2 separate regions of the Mus musculus genome follow, and region 2 is linked to region 1. Evidence: chromatin loops called from intact Hi-C (ENCODE). Cell type or tissue: gastrocnemius. All regions are shown on one strand. Links, peaks and the distances in the headings refer to the core of each region. The heading gives the core; the rest is flanking DNA.

Region 1 (2,924 bases), core at 254-2,753:
TTCCCTGTCTTGTCTTTCTCCCCCCATTTTGTCTCCACCAACTGCATACGTCCATACTTGAGACCATCATTATGAGCTGTGAGGCTCAGAGTTGAGAAGGGAGCCACTCAGGCTGCCGTCCAGTGGTGTTCGTTTTCCCCAGTCCCTGCAAGGCCAGCATCAGTCATCAGCTGGACATTCTGGCAGATTCCAAACCACACTTCCTCCCCCTCCCCAAGGCCCATAGTACCCCCAAAGCTCATAGATAGTTCCTTCTCTAGGTGGATGCTCCAAACTTAGTGACGGCTCAAAAAAGGGTAATTAAAAATCACAGAAGCAAACAAAGGCTGCTTTTGACTGCTTAGGGCAGAAGAAGGTGCTATCGATGGGAGAGACAGGCAGGCAAACCGGTGCTGATCAGATTTGTGTTTTGACAGCCCAAGCTTTTATCAAGAGAGCTGCTGGACCTCGTGGCGTCGCATTTCAACCTGAAAGAGAAGGAGTACTTTGGAATAACGTTTATAGACGACACGTGAGTGTTTGGTTTCTTCACATCTTTGCCTTCTGCCTGGACTATGCACTTGCTGATTCTTGTGGTTGGCAACAAGGAGAAAGAATTTATATCCTGTCTACTTATGAGTTTCTCCATGTGGAAAATTTTTCCCTACAAATGTCATAAAGGAAGAAGCAAAGGAGCGCAGAGCATTTAAGTCTTGCAAATATTGTCAGGCTTGGTGGCAAATGCTGGTCATCTCAGCACTCAGGCAGTAGAGGCAGGATGGTAGATGCAAGTTCTAGGCCATACTGGTCTACATAATGAGCTCCAGGCAGCCAGGGCTGGGAAGCTGGATAGTCAAACAAACAAACAAACCTCAAATTGTGTTTAGAAATGCGTGTTAATGAGTTTGTAGACTATGTTACGTGTCTTTTTGAATGAGTGGTAATGTTCTCCAATTCGCTCCATATGTCAGTAATGGAAACACTTAACTCATTCTTCATGAGTACCATGAAGCTAATTTAATGTTTTGGTGTTCATTGTTATGCAGTTTAAAACTCAGTTTGTGACTTACCTTCATATATATATACATACATATGTATATATGTGTGTGTATGTATTATATGTATATGTGTATATGTATGTGTATGTGTATATATATATATGTATATGCATATATATATTTGAATATTGAATTAATTTTTCCACAATCTAAGGCTCATTCACGTTTCCTCAGAGGTATTTTGTTTGGTTTTGTTTTTCTTTTCCCATATATCTTCATTCCTCATGTTAACACATTGGAGTGTGTGTATGTGTGTGTATCCCTGTCTGTTTTATATCACCTAATTTGTTCTGATATATTATGAGAGGAATCCTTCCCTTTTCTGAAGATGTTTTTGCAAAGTCCCTTAAATACTAAAGTCCAAGAACATGTGTTCCAGACACAAAATATGCTGGCCAACCACAACGTTCTTTGCATAACTTTCTCTGTTTAAGCGGTTTTTTTTTTTCAGTTGTCCCGTGAAACCAGGTGGAAAATAACCTCAAGAAGGAATTAATTTGTTTTTAACACCTTCTATCCTGTAATGCTTCCTAGCTCAGAGCCTCTAGGAAGTCTAAACAAAACCGTCAACTCTAGCTGCTAACCCCAGATGTACAGGATGCTTGTGTAGAGATGTACAAGCCCCAGAAAAACATAGAGCCTGACTCAGAATGTTTATTGAAGATGATTTACCCAAAGCAGGGGGGAAATGCAGTGGCATTGTCCTCTTACTCAGAGTTGCCCAAATATATGTTCACTCAATAGCTGGTGAAGTACTTGATGGTCTGCCCTCTGCTGGATGAAATGGGAAATGTGTGTGTCTGATATTTTTCCACCAGTACTTAGCCAGAAGGCCTCAAGAAGTTCACATGAGTCAGTGGTTCGACTGCCTTACACACGTGGGCAGAATGCATGTGTGAATGAAAGCATGTAAGACGCATGGACATGAACACATAGTAGCTGGATGATATGCTATGAACTGAAATTGCCATGAGCACTGTCATTCAGGAGACCATATTGAGATGGCGCTAAAAGTCTGAAGACTAGAATAATGCATTTCTGTAATGAATGTCTCCTGGGCGTCTACAGCTACCAGATGGTATGCTAGATCCCTGGGATTCAGCTGTGAGCAATGTAGTTAAGATCTCTGCCTGGAAGAGTTGCTATTGCAATGCCGTGATCTACTTTAACAAGCAAAGAGATGATAAGAAAATACCAGAAACTCTGAATGCACTGGGATCGTGTGAGATGACACATTAAGGAAAGCTGGTGGGGCCAATTTTAGACAGAGTGGGCCAGGATGATGTCTGGAAGACAGCTTGCATCGAACACCAAGAACTGGCTCTAAAAACAAAAGCCAAATTATTCAAAGATGGAGCCCAGTTTGACTTTTGTGTTTTGTTTTAATATGATGATGGTTGGTTTGGGACAGGACCTCAAATACTCCAGGCAGACTTTGAACTCCTGACCCTCCTACACTACCCTCAGTCCTGGGGTTATATGTATGTGCCACCATGCTTGACTTAGTTTCTGTTTTAAGGGATGTAGGGAAAGCCACTGTGGCTGATGTGCAGAAAGCAGGAAGGAAAGAGGTCCAAGATTTGGCTAAGAGCGAGATGGGGAAGATATCACAGAGTCCTGAAGCTGTGTGATCTGACAACCACATTGGACATCTCTACCACTCCGGTTTCATACCTATATCCTGTGCATAACAATAGTCCTCACACAGCAAATGCCATTTGAGAGACTATTGTGGCTATTATTATTCTAGGGGCTTGCTACATCCCCTTGTTGCTTTTGAATATCTACTAGGGGCTCCTACCCCACTTTAGATCATTTAGTTCCCAAATAAAAATCACAGAGACCTCTAGGTTTATAATAAGCTTTGGAGCACTAGAGCTGGGCAGA
Region 2 (2,924 bases), core at 262-2,761, 66 kb before region 1:
TGACCGTGTCCACGCTGCGGAGATGGTACACCGAGAGGCTGCGGGCTTGCCACCAGGTGCTGCGGACGTGGTGCGGGCTGCGGGATGTGTACCAGGTGAGCCCAGGAGCTGGCGCCCTGGGGCCATTGCGGGGATGCCCGGCGCTCAACTGAGGACCGGTCCACCTGTATGATTTCATAACCTCAGGCTTCCCATATCTTTGTTTTCAACTCCTCGCGGGGAGCTTAGCGCTTGGGTCAAGCCCTCAGCAGCTCTAGCTAACTGTGGCTTGATAATTTTTTTTTTTCAGTTGGGCATGGGGGCACTTGGGAGTTATCCGCTCCCCCACCCCACCCCAAGCAAACATATATTATAACGTGATGGAGGTTCCTGCTGGCACTAGTAAAGGGGCTTATAGCCTTTGCAACACGTCGTTTGTGGAAAGCGACTTTGAGGTTGAGAGGATTATTTCTGTTTTATTTCATTTCATTTCATTGGAGGTGGCCATTTCGGAAGCTATGATTTCCCGTCATTGCTTGCTGTCAGAGCATGTCTTAGTGAATTTGTCTTCTTCCTTCTTGATTTTATTGCACTTTTCCACCAGGCAGCCCCTGCTTCCAGGGCACAGCCAGGAAAAGCTGATTCTGTGTTGCCTGGCTTTGGGACGGAAGGACAGCGGCGGATTGGGAGCACTTTGTGGGAGGCTGACAGGCTAGGGAAGGGAAGGGTGGCTTGGCTGAGCGCTGGAATGCTTACACTTGGATTTAATCTGTCGCACAACACAGCCTCTTTATTGCTTTGCTGGCTGGCCCCATCTTGCAGGCAAAATCTGCAGCAACTTTGCCCAATGAGGAGACCATTCATCCTCTCTGGGATTGCAACTTGCCTGGATTTTTGTGAACAGTAGTAAATGGATATAAAAGTACTCTGACTGGGAGATGGATACCTTTAAGATAAAAGAATAAAAACTGCATTGTTGAATTATGAAGATTCATACCTGGGCTTCTTTCCTGGGGATAGTTTGTTACAGTTCTCTGAATTCCTTACACATAACCTGACCCTATTCCTAATAGGGCTGAACTATATCTGTCATAGAGTGTCCCATATGCGACTCTAGCTTTGATTTTTGAAAAGTCATAGTCTTCCATCAACCAGATAGAATAAAAGCCAACTAAGGACAGACTACAAGAGTTCTCAGGAATGAATGTTCCCTTGCTATTCTTGTTTATACACACACACACACACACACACACACACACACACACACATTTTAACCTGTGGTTTCAGTGTTCCTGGTTTGCCTAACATATCTGTAATATGTTTGAAATAGACTTAGCAAGGCTCACTGACTGAGAGCCCTGGAGGCCCGATGGGGCTTGAGAGCATTAGGGAGCTGTGCCCATAGCCCATCTGGCCACCAGAAACTGCACTCCTGGCTTTTTGGAGCCAGACGTGTGTCTATCTTTCAGTCCTTTTCTCTCTTGGGAAGTCTCTGCTCACTTTGGTTGGGAGTAAACACACCCACCCCAGCCCCATCACGTAGGGCCGCCTTTTCTTTTTAAATATTGAGGAACTTTCAAAAGGAAAGCACAAATACTGTAGCCAATCAGACAGGCTCCATGCCCAGACTCCCCACGGATTCTGTGGATTTATGGCTTACTGCTAATGCTGTTACTGAGCAATTCGGAGATGACGATTCCAAAAACCGGAGAGTCTTTGGCTTCTCTAGCTGATCGGCCAGTAGTTACTCTTTTTAATTTTGAAAATGTTTTGTGTGTACGTGCTCATGATCGTGTGGGTGCACACACATATGCAGGCATGTGGTACATGTGCACACATACGTGTGGCCAGTAGGGTCACTCCTCAGCAATACTGTCCACCTTAGTTTTGAGACAGGGGCTATCATTAGCCTGGGGCTTGCTAGTTAGATGAGGCTGGTTGGTCAGCAAGCACCATGGATCTCCCTGTCCTTGCCTCCCAAGCACTGAAATTACAAATATATAGCACGAATCATCAATCATTCATCTTAAACACAACAGCAGTTTGAAAGGGTAAGCTGCTCAAATATTTTGTTCTCCCCTGTAAGACGGGTGTTAACTGAGCTCCTCTCATCCTCCCGGTCAATAAGAGCAGGCAAATAATGATGGCTTTATAAGTATTGTCATAAGCAGAGAAAAAATATGACATTTACATTAAAGGCTCCTGTCCTATGGAGAACTAAGATTTAAAAAGCAAAGCAAAACAAAACAAAACAAAAAAGACAATTTCCACCCTAGGAGAACTATAGTATCCCAGGGTGAGCCACAGACCTAGATTGCTTGATCGTTTGTGAAGATGTTTGTTTGTTTGTTTGTTTGGGCAGTTGCATGCACGAAACCTAGGGCCTTGGTGATTCTAGGGTGAAGACTCTACCTCTGAGCTTCATTGCTATCTTAGAAAGATCATTAAAAAATGGTTTTTTTTCAAGTGCTTTGCAGTAAAATGGCAGCGCAGATTATATTGACCGTGAAGCAGTAGAGAGAATGCTTTCTACCCTCCGCCCCTGAGATACAGGAGGGATGAATCCAGGCTCTTCTTGTGTCTGACCGTAGAGCAATTAGCCTTCCTATGCTTCCCTCCATCCTCTGTCAGGTGAAGACTAGAACAGCACTAATTAAAGAGATTAGTAAGAGTTAAGTGACACGTAGAACATTTAGCACACTGCCGAGAGCTTAGGACGCATCCAGTAAATAGTATCTGTTCTATCATCTAGGATTTTTTTTTCTTTAATGGTAAGAGGTCCAACTCAAAACTAGCAACAGAGTAAGAAGAGGTGACAACCACACAGCTTACAACTCTCCATGTAGAGTAAACATGAGAGGCAGTTAGAAGGGGACCTGGTGCTCATTTCCCAGCCCGGGTTATGCTCACTTACTGGGATAATGCTTTTCTGATTTCTTTCCTCC

Evidence for each region. Peaks named below come from ENCODE experiments on the same cell type or tissue, not always from the same donor. Only the 100,000 strongest peaks of a DNase experiment are listed, where the experiment ranks them.
Region 2: a loop joins it to region 1, with 2.9 times the contacts of the local background. A loop is called at or near these places in 8 of 42 quality-filtered maps.

The regions. Positions count from the first base shown.
Region 1 is chr6:97,419,149-97,422,072 of GRCm38, reverse strand. Frmd4b (FERM domain containing 4B) reads left to right here. Exons shown (of 23, transcript NM_001346637.1): 3 at 417-511. Among named protein-coding and RNA genes, the nearest start is that of Frmd4b, 67 kb to the left of the region's middle. In gastrocnemius, for the core only: a CTCF peak has its summit at 1,814 (motif pointing left); a DNase peak (open chromatin) is centred at 1,820; H3K27ac peaks cover 356 bases.
Region 2 is chr6:97,484,764-97,487,687 of GRCm38, reverse strand. Frmd4b (FERM domain containing 4B) reads left to right here. Exons shown (of 23, transcript NM_001346637.1): 1 at 1-95. Among named protein-coding and RNA genes, the nearest start is that of Frmd4b, 1.6 kb to the left of the region's middle. In gastrocnemius, for the core only: no CTCF peak of the experiment used is centred there; DNase peaks (open chromatin) are centred at 1,428 and 1,559; H3K4me3 peaks cover 2,001 bases; H3K27ac peaks cover 2,434 bases.